2 separate regions of the Homo sapiens genome follow, and region 2 is linked to region 1. Evidence: read pairs that join two places in POLR2A ChIA-PET (ENCODE). Cell type or tissue: OCI-LY7. All regions are shown on one strand.

Region 1 (8,000 bases):
GAGGAAAGAATGGGGGTGGATTGCAGAGGAGAACAGAGTTAAGAGTTGAGGAAGCTCTAAGGGCTCTGAAAGCCAGTGTCACAGCAGTGTGGACAGGAGGATGGGGGTTGGGGATCTTTCCTGTTTGTGAATATAAATTGTGCTTGCTTTTTATTGTTTTTAAATAAGATAGTAGTTAAGCTCTAACTTTTCCTTAGAATGCAGCTTTAGCTGTATTCCATAATTGTATTCTTCTTTCATTAATTTCTAGATACCTTGACATTTGATTTTGATTTTTTCTTTGATCCAGGGTTTACCTAGAAAAGTGTTCAAGTAGTTATTATTATATATTTTTTTTGAGATAACGTCTTGCTCTGTCGCCCATGCTGGAGTGCAGTGGTGCGATCTCAGTTCACTGCAACTTCCACCTCCCTGGTTCAAGCAATTCTCCTGCCTCAGCCTCCCGAGTAGCTGGAATTACAGGTGTGTGCCACCACACCTGGCTAATTTTTGTATATTTAGGAGAGATAGGGTTTTGCCACGTTGACTAGGCTGGTCTTGAACTCCTGGCCTCAGGTGATCCACCTGCTTCAACCTCCCAAAGTGCTGGGATTGCAGGCGTGAGCCACCGCACCTGACTGGAAGTAGTTATTTTTCTGGTCATATTAAGATTTACGGGCCAGGCATTGTGGCTTGTGCCTGTAATCCCAGCACTTTGGGAGGCCAAGGTGGGAGGATCACCTGAGGCCAGGAGTTCAAGACCAGCCTGGCCAACATGGTGAAACCCTGTCTCTAATAAAAATACAAAAAAAATTAGCCAGAGGTGGTGGTGGTGCATGCCTGTAATCCCAGCTACTGGGGAGGCTGAGGCATGAGAATTCCTTGAACCCGGGAGGCAGAGGTTGCAGTGAGCAGAGATCATGCCACTGCACTCCAGCCTGGGTGACAGGGCAAGACCCTGTCTCAACAACAACAACAAAAAGATTTATGGAATTATGGTCAGCAAAAACAGTTTGTAAAGTTTCTACTTTGGGGATTTTAATAAGGCTTACTTCGTTGTTAAGTACATGATTGATTATTAAAAATGTGCTATAAGAAAAACTTGATACTATGTGTATGAACCAAGGTTATCAGTCTGCCTAATTAGACCAAGCTGAGGGATTGTGTCCTTCAGAACGAAATGTTTGCAGATATTTTTTCTGACTTGCTCTTTCAATTTCTGAAAGCTGCATTTAATGTTCCCACAGTGGCTATTCATCCTGGGAGCTGCTGCTCTACACATCTATCTGCCAAGCTTGGTGTGGACTAGTTGTGGCTTCCATGACTTTTCATGGCCTTTTATCAAAACATGGACCCCTTCATTATCTCTGAATATTTCTGACCTTACTATTTCTGATTAACTAACAGTAACCCACCTCTTGTTGTTGTTGTTTGTTGTTGTTGTTGTTGTTGTATTTTTAATCAATCTTTTTGGCCTCAGGCAAGTGACAAAAATTCTTCCTTGGCCAAACTCTAAACAGTCTCTTTTGAGCCCCTTCTCAACCAGGCCCCAATAAACTCTAACATAGTTTCTAATAGCTCACAGCTATATCCCTAGCACCCATAATGTGCCTGCCTAGGAAAACTCAAGGCTGCCAAAAGAATTTAGTTTATTCCAGCCAACACCTGAAGGTAGGGCCTTCAAGCAGGGTCTCCCAGCCTCTGTGGGCAGACAGGAGCCTAATCTTGATATGTGTCAGTTAGTTAGCAAATCCACATGGGTTTCACATGGACCAGAGCCGCCTTCCCAGCTCTCTGTAATTTTTTACTTCCCTGGCTCCACTGAGCCCCTACTCACCCACTCCCTAGTCCCTCATCCTCCCTTTAAAATGCCTGGTCACTTCTGTTCAGATTGATGCGTTCATGCTGGATTTTCTCCTATTACCAATAGTTACTAATTGAGGCCGGGTGCGGTGGCTCATGCCTGTAATCCCAGCACTCTGGGAGGCCGAGGCAGGTGGATCACCTGAGGTCAGGTGTTTGAGACCAGCCTGGCCAACATGGTGAAACCCCGTCTCTACTAAAAATTCAAAAATTAGCTGGGTGTGGTGGCGTACACCTGTAATCCCAGCTACTTGGGAGGCTGAGGCTGGAGAATCCCTTGAACCTAGGAGGCGGAGGTTGCAGTGAGCCAAGATTGTGTCACTGCATTCCAGCCTGGCCTGGGCGACAGAGTAAGACTCTGTCTCGAAAAAAAAAAAAAAAAAAGTTACTGATTCTGATTGAAACGTGTCCTCACCACTCTAGTGTCTGGCTTTGGCAGATGGTCACCTGGCATTTGGCAGTGGAACTCACGGAAGGATTAACTTCTGACAGAGCACCAGCACCCAACATGCACCCCATTTCATCCCGTATCAGTATTGGTGTCCTACTTTTTAATCCAAATGAAAACTAATGCAGACATTTTTACTTGGTGTAAGAGAAGTCGCCTTCAAAAGTTCAATAATTTAACTTCATGGTAGGAGGGAAGTGCAGGAAAAGTGTTTTACTTTTCTTCTGCACATGTGAATTCATGCGCACGGTCACCAAGACCTGTGACCACAAAGCCTTGTGTGAGGGCTTTATTACTTGGCTGCACTTGAAGCCAAGTTAGGGGGAGAAAGGAGGGGCTTCCGGTGAAACACGAAACTTTGTTCCCCTGACTTCCATCTGTGGACATAGATTGTGAGAAGAAAATCAACTTGAGTTCGAGAAAAGCAAAACAGTATCAAAAAACAAATCAAAACAAAGGTAAATAAAGGTAAGACGCAGAGAACAAGAAAAGCAGATAGGATCACGCTGGCACCGCAAGAACACACAAAGATGGTAACTGCAACCATCGAGCCCACACTCGGCTAAGTCAGGTAAGGTGGCAGGTTAATGTTTGGTGCACAAGAATGTTCACTATGACATTAGAAGAGCAACAGTTTAGAAACAGCCTAAATGCTAAAAAATTTAGAGGTGGAGAATTTTATTTACCAGAAATTCACAATGAGGATTTTTAGAAAGAAAACCAGTGAACAAATAATTGCACTCCTTGGGGTAGAAGAGAAACTTGTGTGCGTGTGTCTGTGTGTGTGTGGTGTGTGGTGTGTGATGTGTGGGTGGTGTGTGTAGGGTTTGTCTGGTGTGTGTGTGTTGTGTGGTTTGTGTGTGTGTGGTATATGTGCTGTGTATGTGCATTTGTGTATATGATGTGTTTGGTTTGTGTGTGGAATGTATGTATATATGTATGTTTGTGTGATGTGTGTTTTTGTGTGAGGTGTGTATGGTGTGTATGTGTTTGTGTGTGGTGTGTGTGTGTGAGGTGTGTGTTTGGTGTTTGTGGAGTGTATGTATGTGATATGTGTGTGGAGTGTATGTGTATGGTGTGTGTGATGTGTGTAGTATGTGAGGTGTGTGTGTGGTGCATGTTTGCGGTGTGTGGTGTGTGATGTGTGTGGTGTATGTGTGTGGTATGTGAGGTGTGTGTGTGGTGTTTGTGGTATGTGTGAGGTTGTGTGAGGTGTGTGGTGTATGTGTGGATGGTGTGTGAGTTGTGTATGTGATGTGTGGTGTTTCTGGAGTGTTTGTGTGTGTGCACATGTGTGTGCTGTATGTGTGGTGTGTGTGTGTAATTTGTGTGCGAGGTGTGCAAGGTGTGTGTGTTATCTGTGATGTGTATGTGGCGTGTGTGATATGTGAGCGGTGTGTATGGTATGTGTGAAATGTGTGGTGTGTATATGTTATGTATGTGTCTCTGGTATATGAGGTGTGTGTGTGTAGTGTGTGTGTGGTGTGGGTTGATGTGGTGTGTATGTGTGTGGTGTGTGCAAGATGTGTGTGGTGTGTGTGGTGTGTGTGTATAAGTGTGCATGTGAATGTGTATATGGTGTGTGTGTGAATGTGTGTGGTGTTTGCAGAATACGTGTCTGTGTGTGGTGTATGTGTGTATGAGTCTGTATGGTGCTGAAGGTGTGTGTGGTGTGTAAGTGTGTGTGGTGTGTGTGGAATGTGTGTGGGGGTGTGGGTGTGTGCAGTGTGTATGAGTGTGTGGTGTGTGTGGTGTATGTGTGGTGTGTGTGTATGAGTGTGTGTGGTGTGTGTGGAACGTGTGTGTGGGTGTGGGTGTGTGTGGTGTATGTGTATGTGTGGTGTGTATGTGTATGGGTATGTGTGGAATATGTGTGGGTTGTGTGTGTGGTGTATGTGTATGGGTGTGTGTGTGGTATGTGTGGTGTCTGTGTGGAATGTGTGTGGTGTGTATGTGTATGGGTATGTGTGGAATGTGTGTGGGGTGTGTGTGTGGTGTATGTGTATGGGTGTGTGTGTGGTATGTGTGGTGTGTGTGAAATTGTGTGTGTGGTGTATGTGTATGAGTATCTGTGTATGTGTGTGGGGACAATTATTTATGGAGCACCTACGCTCTTCACCAGCAGTGAACACAAGAGAGGGGGAAACCCTGCTCTGGGGACGTCACCTCCCATGATGCCATTCGCAGTTGGGGACCAACTTCCTCCATTTGTGGCTTTCACTCTGAGAATGCCTCAACACGCAGGTTTCTCCACCGATTGGTATTTACACCCCCCACTTTAAACTGCTTTCCTGCCCTTTTTTCTGGCTGTGACTAGAATTATTTTTAGGGAAAAGAGAGAAGGATCTGGATGAATGAATTAATTAGAATTCATTTTCTAGTGGCATTTCTCCCAGTTCCTTCATTTCTGCTTGAAGGACAATTAAGGGTTCCGGTGTGGCTAATCATGTGGATTAAGAGTGGCTTCTTGTCTCCCATACAAATCCAAATGACTCACCACCAGTCATTTTTCCCGCTTTCTATGATCCTGAGATCCTAACTTCACTAACTGGGAAGTTACAGTTTTCAGAGATGCATTTTTTTTTTAAATAATGAGAGTGACTTTCTCAGTTTTATGTTACACTCTCTTGGCAAATAAGCTGCCTGTGCTGCTGTAGCCTGCACATTTTTGTTTGCAGTTAAAGAGGATGAAGAAGCCATCACCGGGTTCAGGTGCAGACACCTTTTTAGATGATTCTTAGTTACAGTGATTTTTAGAGGCACAGTTGATGACTAGTGGAAAGGCTTTCCGACCAGACTCTTTAAACTACCCACTCAGGCCAAGGAATCCCCCTCACCAGCTGCGTTTTCCTCAGGGAACTGAGCTTCCCAACCCTGTAGAATGTACTTCCCTTCCCTTCATGTGTCTGTTTGGTTCTCTGCCCCATCCCTGTGCCCAGAATAGCACCAGGCCTCCAGCAGACTGAGATCTCCATCTGTGGTCCAGGTTAATCTAATAATCTCACATCGGATCAGTTTGACCATCGGGATTTCTGTGGTCTAGTCTCTAATACCGCATGTCTGCATTTGGGATAGAGCATTTCACCCACAATTTAACCAAAAAATGCTGTTCCAAATAATCGTGTTGGCCACAGTATATTAAACACGCAGCTTTCCTAATAAGCACTTTAGTTTTCTTGCACATACAAGGAAGAGATTGGGTTTTTATATAGACTAGGTTATTTCAGCAAAAAAAAAAAAAAAAAATCCCGAAGGGATAATCAAGTTAATACAATTTGTTAAAAGGGAACACTACATGTGCAATGAGTTTGCATATTTATAGAACCCACATAATAAAGCCAGCTTTTACCAGATCACTTTCCCTTGTAAACATGGTCAATTGTATCTTGTAGGAAAGAAATGTAACAGTTATGTTAAACTAATGAAGTTCACATTGAAAACTATTTTAGGTAACTAGAAGTTTACTCTTACTGCATAATAACTAAAACTCGAAGAAAATTTACCTGAAATTAAAAAAGAAAAGCGTTGCTCGCTTTTATGGGACCACTTGCCTTAGAGAGGGAGCCCCCACAACACGTGAGTCTCCTCCCACCCCGTCCATGGACCTCCGTGCCAGCAGAGAGCAGCTCTTATATATGAATATGTGTAGTGTGTATGGAACGTGGTGTGTGTATAGTATATGTGTATATGAGTGTGTATCTGTGTGTGGGAACAATTATTTATGGAGCGCCTCTCTGTGCTGGGGACCAGCAGTGAACACAAGAGGGAGAAACCCTGCCTTAGGGACCTCACCTCCCACGATGCCACCTTCGCAGGTGGGGACTGACTTTCTCCATCTGTGGCTTTCACGTACCTCGACACACACATTTGTCCAGGGACTGGTATTTATGCTACCCCCCCCCCCCCTTCTTAAACTGAAGGACCTTTTTCTGGCTGTGAACTAAAATTACTTTTAGGGAAAAAAGAAAGAGAACCCTTGTGAACATGGTCAATTGTATTTTGTAGGAGAGAAACGTAACATTTATGTTAAGCGAATGAAGTTCACATTGAAAACTATTTTAGGTAACTAGAAGTTTACTCTTACTGCGTTATTAAAACTTGAAGAAAATTTACCTGAAATTATAAAAAAATTAAATTTTTGAAATTAAAAAATATTTTTTAAAAAATTAAACTTCAATTTTAAAGTTAAATTAAAATTTAAATATTTTTAATTTTAAAATTAAAAATTCAGAGCCCGCGAGCACAGCAGACAGGCACCAGCTCCCAAGCAAGAACAGCAGCGAATCAACATTTACTCCGAAAAAAAAAAAAAAAAAAACCCTTTCAGAACAGTTTGTGCTCCTGTTCAGCCCAGGAGACGTCGTTCCTGCTTTTACGCGGCGCCATGTCCTTCTTGGCGTACACTTGGCAAAACAGAATGAGAACTGTAGGTCGATAGAGAGACCTCCCTCCCTCTCGCCGGACCCCTCCCTCTCGCCGGACCCCTCCCTCTCGCCGGACCCCTCCCTCTCGCCGGACCCCTCCCTCTCGCCGGACCCAACTGGGTAGGGCGAGGAGCCAGGGGTGGGCGGGGAGGCGCCTGCGGGGAGGTCTGGAGCACGCCCGAGGCCAGGAGGAGGCGGAGCCGTAGCGAGCGTATGAAGGGAGGACCTGAGCTAAGGACCCGCGCCCGCCCGGGGGTTCCAGCATGCGGGGGAGTGGTCCCAGAGGAAGACAGGTCATTCCAGGGCCCCTAACCTTTTCTGCACCTTGGACCCATTTGGACTTGGGTCTCTTCTCAGGGTATAATTTCATAACACAAAAAATAAAACACAAACTTCAAAGATAACATCTAATATTAAAATTATCAAAATATTTAAAAAATAACATTGGGATGTGTTATCATTTGTGTGCTTCTGTATTAACTCAATAACAAGATTTTGCAGCGGGCCCAATAATGTGTGTTATTGTCAAGCAGTGATGAGCGAAATAGAATTTCTAGTATCGGCCACAACTGCAAAGTGACATGAAAATAACCAGTGTTTAGTGGCGACCAGCCACCCATAATAGCAATACGTCTCTGGGTTTTTTCCCTATGTGTATAATAAGGGAAATGCTACATCGCAGTTCTGAATGAAATGTAGGTTAGTGATTTTTTTTTTCCCAACCCAAGTTCCCAGGCAGAACTATGAGGGTCTTGGCAGAACCGTGGGGGTCTTGGGCTCTGCGACTGAGGAAAGATAGAGTCTTCAGGTGAAGGAAGAGCTCTGCCTCCAAAGAAAGAGTGCAGCCACTGGGAATCACAAGCTGCAGAGGAACGCAGGTACCAGATGTCCTGGTGTGCCCACGATGGAGGCGGCAGGCTTTCGCCCTTTATCTAATGCTATGAGCGTGGGCCTCATCAGCTGCCACAGCTGCGCTCTGGCTGAGGCATCACTCAGCAAATACTGCTTTCTCAGGAAGACCTATTCTGTTTTTTGTTTTTGTTTTTTGTTTTGTTTTGTTTTGTTTTTTACAGTATTTCCTGTTTAATAACCTGCCTCCAGAGAGTAGGGATGGTGTTCCCCAGCTTGTTCACCACTGAACCCAGCCTGTGCCCAAGAAGCATTTGTTGAATGGCTGTGTGGACAAATAAATAAATGAAGGGCATTTGATGAGAATTCATAAACTATTCATAGAACTTTCTCTGTGACTGCAATCCTTTCATCTAAGTAATGTTTTCCTCAGATAT
Region 2 (8,000 bases), 1.7 Mb before region 1:
ATATCATGGACTGAATAGCCAGGATCCAGAACTCAGCCTCTTCACTTTCCTTCACACTTCTGTGATTCTTGTTTTTTAATTGAGGGGCTAAGGTTTCACACATCCAACATCTCTTTTCTCCAATGTCCTGCTTTCTTGCCCCTGCATGGCAGTTCTCATCTCCCCTTCCTCTAAGACCCAACCTCCCACTATCCTGTTCTCCACTGCAGCCTTCTCCTGAAGGATGTACATTCCACTCCATTTGATGACCAGGACAATATAGAAGTGTTGGAGCCCCTGTTCTACTGTCTTTCACCCTCATGTGAGGCTTAGGGTAGAGCCAGCTCCCAGTTCATACCAGGTTAATGTCTAATGGGTGCAGACCACAGGCCAGGACTGTGCTAAAGGCTACACTTGGCTTATTGCCCTCAGTCCTCAAAACAGCCCTGTGCAGTAGGCATTGTAGTTGACCTTGTCTTACAGGTGGGGAGAATGAGCCACAGAGAAAATAAATAATTTCTGGGAAATCATCCAACAAGCAAATGGTATTGCTGGGATTTTGAGTCCATCCTGCCACCAGCTTCCAGGCAATGACAGCTCTTTCCAAAAGTAACTATGTGGCCCATGGTCCTATCTGTCCTCCTTAGAAAGACTGCTCTGCCAGGAATCATGTTGAACCAGCTGGGGAATTCTCTTTACTTTTCTCCTCTTCTCTGTTCTGAAAAATGCAAAATTGACAGATATTCTGTGAGTCTTAGAGATGCTTTCCAGAAGGAGGGTGGGTTAATCAGACATTAGGCCTAGGCACAAGGTAGGAATACGTCTCAGAACCTGCAGGAGACAGTGACCCAGCATGGGGCAGAAGCCTTCTCACTGGGGCAGGACAGGTTATAGGGATGGGCTCCAGGGACTCTGTCAGAGGCCAGCCCAGGACCCTCAGCCAGGAGCTCCAAGGTACGTGGGAGGTCATAGCTGGGAGACCCTGTCAGGTGGCCCTGGAGGAAGACATGGAAAGTTGGGAAGCTGATATGGTTTGGCTGTGTCGTCACCCAAATCTCATCTTGAATTGTAGCTCCCATAATTCCCACATGTTGTGGGAGGGACCTGGTGGGAGATAACTGTATCATGGGGACAGTTTCCACCACACTGTTCTCGTGGTAGTGAATACATCTCACAAGATCTGATGGTTTTATAAGGGGTTTCCCCTTTTGCTTGGTTCTCATTTCTCTCTTTGCCTGCCACCATGTAAGATGTGATTTTGTTCTCCCCTCACCTTCCGCCATGATTGTGAGGCCTCCCCAGTCATGTGGAGCTGTGAGTCCATCAGATCTCTTTTTCTTTATAAATTACCCAGTCTCAGGTACGTCTTTATCAGCAGCGTGAAACAGACTAATACAGAAGCTCTGAAAATGCAGCCAACCCAGGCAGCCTGCCTCGGCGCTAGAGGGCAACTATAAGCTTTCCGGGCTCTATTCTACTAAGAATAAAATCCAGCATCAGGAACCTCAACCCTGAGGCTCTAATTCATCCCTGGCCACTAGGTCCTCCCTCCTTGTCTCAGCCACCTTGGCCTTGCTCTTGGAATATACCATGGCTCCCCTACCCCTATCAATCCTTTGCACCTGCTGCTCCTTATATCTCAGGCTTCCCATGCCCCTTCCCTCAGGTGTTGGCCCAAGTAACTCCTAGTCAATTTTGAGGCTCAGCATAAACATCAGATCTTCAGAAAATCTTTCCATCATGCCTTCCTACAACACTGTTACTTGCTTGTCCTGTTCTCATCCAGTAATTCTGTATATTCCCATTAAAGCACCCTTTCAACATGTACTGCTTCTCCCACTGCTGAAGACAGAGACTCTCTCCACTATGTCTATGCCTGGGATGCTGGTCAGCAATGGATGATGGACAGGGGACAGCAAGAGCTAGGACCTCAGCTAGCCTTCAACCTGGGCCACTTGGAGAGTGGGAACATTGTGCTGGCAACTCAAGAAGAAATGTGGTAGACAAGTGAGGTTGGTCATGGAGTAAAACAATTGAGGTGAGACACCCTGAGCCCCTTCCTCACCTGTGTTGCTTACTAATGATGTGAGCTTTGACAAATAACTTAATCCCCTCCTACCGCAGAGGTTTCGTTTCCCCACTTCTGCTTAGGGGTCTTCCGAGGGAGGACTTCTTGAGATGCTGGGTGTCTCACTTAGTGAGATGCCTGGTACTGGACAGGGTTTGTTTTCTCTCCCTCTTGTGTTCTCCCCCTATTAATACTAAATGTGTTGAAGCTCTGGGTATCTGGAGAGTCTAATGGAATTGGTTCCCACACCATCCTGGTGGTCTCCACGGATGCTGGAGTGGGAGGAGGAGAATGGGCTGTACCCACCCACAGGCTGTCTTTGACATGTCCTGGGGGACCTTACAGGTAGGGTGGCAGATATGTGAATTCCAGATAGATAAGGCATAATGTCTTTGTATAGGTGTGTTCCACGCAAAATTCCAATATGCACTGCTTGACTTACAATGGTGTCACTTCCTGATAAACCCATCATAAGTTGAAAATATCATAAGTGGAAAGTGCATTCAATATACCTACCTTACCGGCCTTCCTAGCTTAGCCTGGCCAACCTTAAACGTTCTCAGAACACTTACATTAGCCTACCATGGGCAGTCACCTAACACAAAGGCTATATGATAATAAAGTGTTGGTATCTCATGTAACTTATTGAATACTAAGCTGAAAGTGAAAAATAGAATGTTTGTATGAGTACTCAAAGAATGTTTTCTATGGAATGCCATGTCGTTTTCGCACCACCTAAAGTCTAAAAATCTTAAGTGGAGGCTTCACAAGGCAGGGACATCTGTGTTTGATGAGGCAACCCTCCCCAGAGGCACACGGAACGGCTTTCTCCACTCTCAGGAGACCAGCATTTACTCTTCCATGCAAGGAAGGCCAACACAGTGTCTCTGGTCCCAGTCCACCAGCAGACTGCTGATGGGACAGTCTCCACTGCACACAAACCCTGCTGCTCTCTTCTCTGCTCCAGAGGTTCCTATGTTGCCATTAACCTCTTGGGCACAGGAGTTTAACTCTCCATGTCAGTCCATTTCTCCTTCCAGACCAGGGCCTCAGGGGTCTCCAAATCCCCCCCCAGTGGGATTTTATTTTATAACAGGACAAGTAACCTGGAGATAAACCACCCTTTCCCCAGCAGGCTGCAGTGGGTGACTATGGTTGTCTTACTTTTGTTTCAGTCTTCATCTCCCCCGTCTCGTGTCAGACAGGGTCATTAATGAAACACCTGTGAATGCACACACACACTCTTGAATGCACACACATGCACACATACACATGCATGCAGACACACACCCCAGACTCCACTTTTAATTCTGAGCTCAACAGTCATTAGAAGCCCTAGGCCCACTCACAAAATCAGAGCCATAGTTGGGCACCAGGACAGGCCCTGGGCAGCAGGAATGGTCTATTGGAGTGGGTGTTGCTGTTATTGTGACTAAACTCCAATCACTTAGAAACAAAGTTTGGCTGGGTGACACTGAACAGAAGCCCAGGCCTTAGGATAGTGTATTAGGCCATTCTTGCATTGCTACAAAGAAATATCTGAGACTGGGTAATTTATAAGAAAAGAGGTTTAATTGGCTTATGGTTCTGCAGGCTGCACTGGAAGCGTAGCACAGGCATCGCTTCTTGGGAGACCTCAGGGACCTTTTACTCATGGCAGAAGGCAAAGTGAGAGCTTGCGCATCACATCAGGAAGGCAGGAACAAGAGGGAGTGGGGAGAGGCCACACGCTTTTAAATGATCAGATCTTTTGAGAACTCACTATCAGGAGCTCAGTACCAAGCCATAAGAGATCCAACCCCATGACTCACACACCTCCTACCAGGCCCCACCTCCAGCACTGGGGATTACAATTCAACATCAGATTTGGGTGGGACATCCAAACCATATCAGATGGTGCAAGGCTCCTTTAAGAGTGGTTCCAAAGTCATGGATGAGGAGAATCACGAGAAGAAATGCCAACATAAACAGCACCCAGCTCCTTCTGGGAGGTTATGAGTCATGACGTCCTATTCTGTTTGTTTGCTTGTTTGTTTGTTTGAGTCCCACAGTGGATTTTTATTATCTGAGAGTTTGGGAGAAACTGCTCCAGGGCTGAGGGCCTAGACAGTCCATGATGGTGGTCATGATGAGGGCCGGCTCCCATCCTGGAATCTGCACTTCATCCCCAGAGTGAAGGTGGCAGAGAGTGGCTGCAGGGACCATGGCTATGATCTGCCCAGGGGTGGGGTTCAGGCCCACGACCAGCCTGGATTTCCAGCCGCAGCTATCAGGGGTTCCACATTGGGTCCCAGGAACTGAGGGACATGAGGGCAGCCCGGGTTAGCCCAGAGAGGTCATCCCGACCTCCACCTCCTCCCATTCCTCCCTCTAAAAAAATAAAAACAGTGAGTGGAATGAAATAAACAACAACAACAAAAAACAGTGACAAAATCTGTCCCATCCACATAGCCCCTCCTGATTTGTTGGCGGAGAGGGCTGCATGGATCTCTGATACGCTAGCAGATGGCTTTACATAGCACACAGCAAACAGTGGTTCCAGCTCCCTAGGCCAGGCCAGGGGCATGTAGCCTGCAACGGGCTGAACTGAGTTCCCCAAAAATGTAGGTTCAAGTCCTAACTCCCAGTACCTGTGAATGTGACTTGACTTAGAAACGGGGTCTTCATAGATGTAACCAAGTTAAGATGAAGTCATACTGGATTACAGCAGGCTCTGCCTCCAATGATGGGTGTCTTTGCAAGGAGAGACTTGAAGACTCAGACACGCGGGAGGCGATGGCCATGTGAAGATAGGCAGAGAGGGGATGATGCTGACACAGGGAGCGTGGAGGGGCTGGGAGAGGCAGGGAAGGGTCCTCCCCAGAGCCTTCAGGGGAGCATGGTCCTGCTGACATCTTGACTGCAGACATCTGGCTTCCAGAGTATGACAGAGTGCATTTCGGTGAAGTCGCCCAGTTTGTGGTAAGGTGCTACAGCAGTCACAGGAAGCAAATGCATGGCCTGATGAAGCCAAGCGGTAATAACCAACCGGTAAATGAGGTCCATTATCCGGCTGACCCAGAAAACGTAGGACTAAAATGGGCAAATCTGATAGCAGGCACCTGGGAACTAAGCTTTGATTTAGACACATTATATCAGGCAGGATCTGACCCACAAGCCAGGCAGGAGGCTGCAGCGACCATCTGGGTCTTATGGCAGAACACTCCTCTGGGTTCAGGAAACAGAGTCCTCTATAGTACTGGTCCCGTGTGGCTTTGCTGGAGCCAGGGATCAGGCAATGTCTCGGGTTGCTTAAGGCTGGAGCCACTGGGGGATTATAGGAGCCCACTAGGAGAGGGTCTCGGGTGGGGAGGGGGATGTTCTTTCCGTCAAGTGCTATGGAAGCCTTCAAGCAATGCATTGGAGTGGGGAGGAGCACAGGTTCCCTGGGGCAGCTCTGGGAATGAGGACATTGCACAATTAGAAACAAGGCAGAGAGTGAGGCCAGCCACCTTGAAAAGCTGCTTGGAGGATGATATTTTAAAAATCAATATTCAGAGCTATCTGTTTTATATTCTGAAGGACATACACTGATTTAACATGGTTAATCTAGAAAAGGGCCTTTGAATCGTCTTTCCTTATAAAAAGGTGTTCTGTCTTTTGTTCACTCAGGGTTTCGTGCCCTGCATTTTAGTTGGTAGATATTGGTGGTCAGTGGCCCGTGCTCGAAGAATGTGGATCACAGAACTCCTTTGGATGCCTTCTCCTTGGTGTTTTACCAGGACCCATACCTGAGCAAGGATCATATATGATGCACAGTGAAGACAGAGTCCCTTCCTGCCCAGGCAGGAGATCCCTCGCACCACCAGAAAGGAGCAAAGAGGATGAGCTGTACTTGCCCAGCGTGACACGATGCTTACCTTGAACAGAGCTTCAGGAGGTGGCCGATCTAGATGAAGTGAATGACAGTCTCTGGTCCCATCCAGGCATGGATCCACGTGGAGAAAACCCCCAGTGCTGTGTGCCATGGGTGGGGTCAGGGCTGTTTGCCAGTGTCACTAACCTGACCGCTGTGTGAGTTGGGTTCACATTCCACTCTGGGAGTCTTAAGGTGAGCAACAGCCTATAAATCCACATTCCATACCTGCCTGTCGAGGTCCATATCACCCACATTTTTGCAAGCGCTCTTTTCCAACTCTTCTCTGAAATGTAGTACCCTAAATTCATGGGAACTTTTGATCCAGGTCCTGCAGTAAAGATTAAAAAAAAAAAGTTAATCCCTGTGTTTATAGAGATTATCTGTTCTGCTCTATTTTCCAAACTGGTAAAAATTGTCAGATCTATTTATAAATACTGGAGTAAAATTAGTTACTGGCTAATTCAGGAGGAGCTTTTAACATTATTTAAATAGTAGGTGAAGATTTTGAGGCCAGATTAAAGAAATAAAAAGACTTTTAGTTTAAAACATCACCCCCCCCCGCTTGTTTGTCTTTATAGTAAACATGTGTTTGTAGCTACCAGCTCTATAACTTCCAGTTGTGTGAACACAAGTAAATTGTACTTGAACTTTTTAAGCCTTCATTTCTTCATAATTAAGTTGTGAAGAATAATAATAACCAAACATGGCTGTGGTAAGAAAAAATATCAGATGGCATTATCACTGCTCTAGAAACCCAAGTTCCTTACTTCAAAAATATATTTATCATCAAATCTCAAAAATAGTCTCTTCTTTTTTTTTTTTTTTCATGAGTGAAAGATTTGTTTCATCTGTTATGGCAAGTAATATTCAGACTTCTGTCTGTGAACAGCAGCTTGTCAGCTTGCACAAAGACCTGAGTCACAGGCTGCATGTGCTTGCTGGGGTCTGGATGGCTCTGCCATGCCTGTTTTATTGACAGCTCTCGCTGTAAGGCACCATTACTGTCCTGGTCATGGGAGTTCCAAGTAGCTTACCTTCTCAGTGCTGCATCCAATGTTGCCAAGTGCAGTGGCCACTCTATTAAAACATTCTTAGACTTCTCTTTTCTTCTTTATTTTCACAATCTGGATGCTCATCCATTCATGAGTTTAGTTACTTTCTATTTGATATTTTTCTTGATTCTATTTCCCCTTGAGTCCATTTTATGCATTGTTACATATGCAATTTATTATATATTTTATAAGAATTATTAAATATATGCATATTTTAAATATTATGCAATATCTTAAGTCATCTCTTTAAAATGTTATGATCATGGCTCTTCCTGTTGCCCTTCAGCTTGGTATTCTGGTAGACATGGCCAGTCTGGCCAGCCCTCTGCCTTCATTACACCAGCCTTGTATCAGTCTGCAGTGCTTTTGGCTCACATGTCAGAGAAGCTTGGAACTAACTGCTTTCAGTAAGAGGGCAGCTTGCTATGTCGTAGAACTTGGAGTCTGGAATGAGAAGGTACACATTTCTTTTTGGAATTCAACAATGGATTGAAGGTCCTTGGCTCCACCTTCTATCATTGTCTGCCTTAGCTGGCCACCACAAGAGTGGCTGCATAGCTCTTAGCAAGCAGCTGACAGTTCCTGCCACCTACCTCTTCCCTATCCTGCACTCACTGTCATCTTTCTCAGACAGGCCTTTTGCGCTTTTACTTGGCATAGAATCATCTCTCTACCTTTCTAGGCCACATACTCCTTCAAGTCCAAATCATTGTCTCTGCTAAGCCTTCCTGTATTCATTATAGTCTCTTATTTTCTGTAGTCTTAATGCTCTGGATTCAGGGGTCCTGCTGACTGTGGAGAGAATTTCTAGAGTCAGCTAAGAGGTAGCAAACACTTCCCAAGAGTGTGCCTTTCTCATGCAAAAGAACCAATCCAGAGCCCAATCTTGCTCATACACTCTAGCCAATCTTCTTCTGCCTTAATTACCTGAAGACCAGGGACCAGACAACTCAAGGCAAAGCCTGTACCTGAAACACATTGAAATTATTCAAACCAGATGATC

What was found. Peaks named below come from ENCODE experiments on the same cell type or tissue, not always from the same donor. Only the 100,000 strongest peaks of a DNase experiment are listed, where the experiment ranks them.
Region 2: POLR2A ChIA-PET joins it to region 1 with 12 read pairs; 2 of 35 experiments call an interaction of 5 or more read pairs at or near these places.

The regions. Positions count from the first base shown.
Region 1 is chr9:91,707,759-91,715,758 of GRCh38, forward strand. No RefSeq gene overlaps it. Among named protein-coding and RNA genes, the nearest start is that of MIR3910-2, 75 kb to the left of the region's middle. RefSeq lists a silencer at 6,869-6,918. In OCI-LY7, no CTCF peak of the experiment used is centred here; DNase peaks (open chromatin) are centred at 4,453 and 6,653; H3K4me3 peaks cover 1,252 bases; H3K27ac peaks cover 1,327 bases.
Region 2 is chr9:90,054,523-90,062,522 of GRCh38, forward strand. No RefSeq gene overlaps it. Among named protein-coding and RNA genes, the nearest start is that of MIR4290HG, 17 kb to the left of the region's middle. RefSeq lists enhancers at 5,710-6,909, 7,715-8,000. In OCI-LY7, no CTCF peak of the experiment used is centred here; no DNase peak of the experiment used is centred here.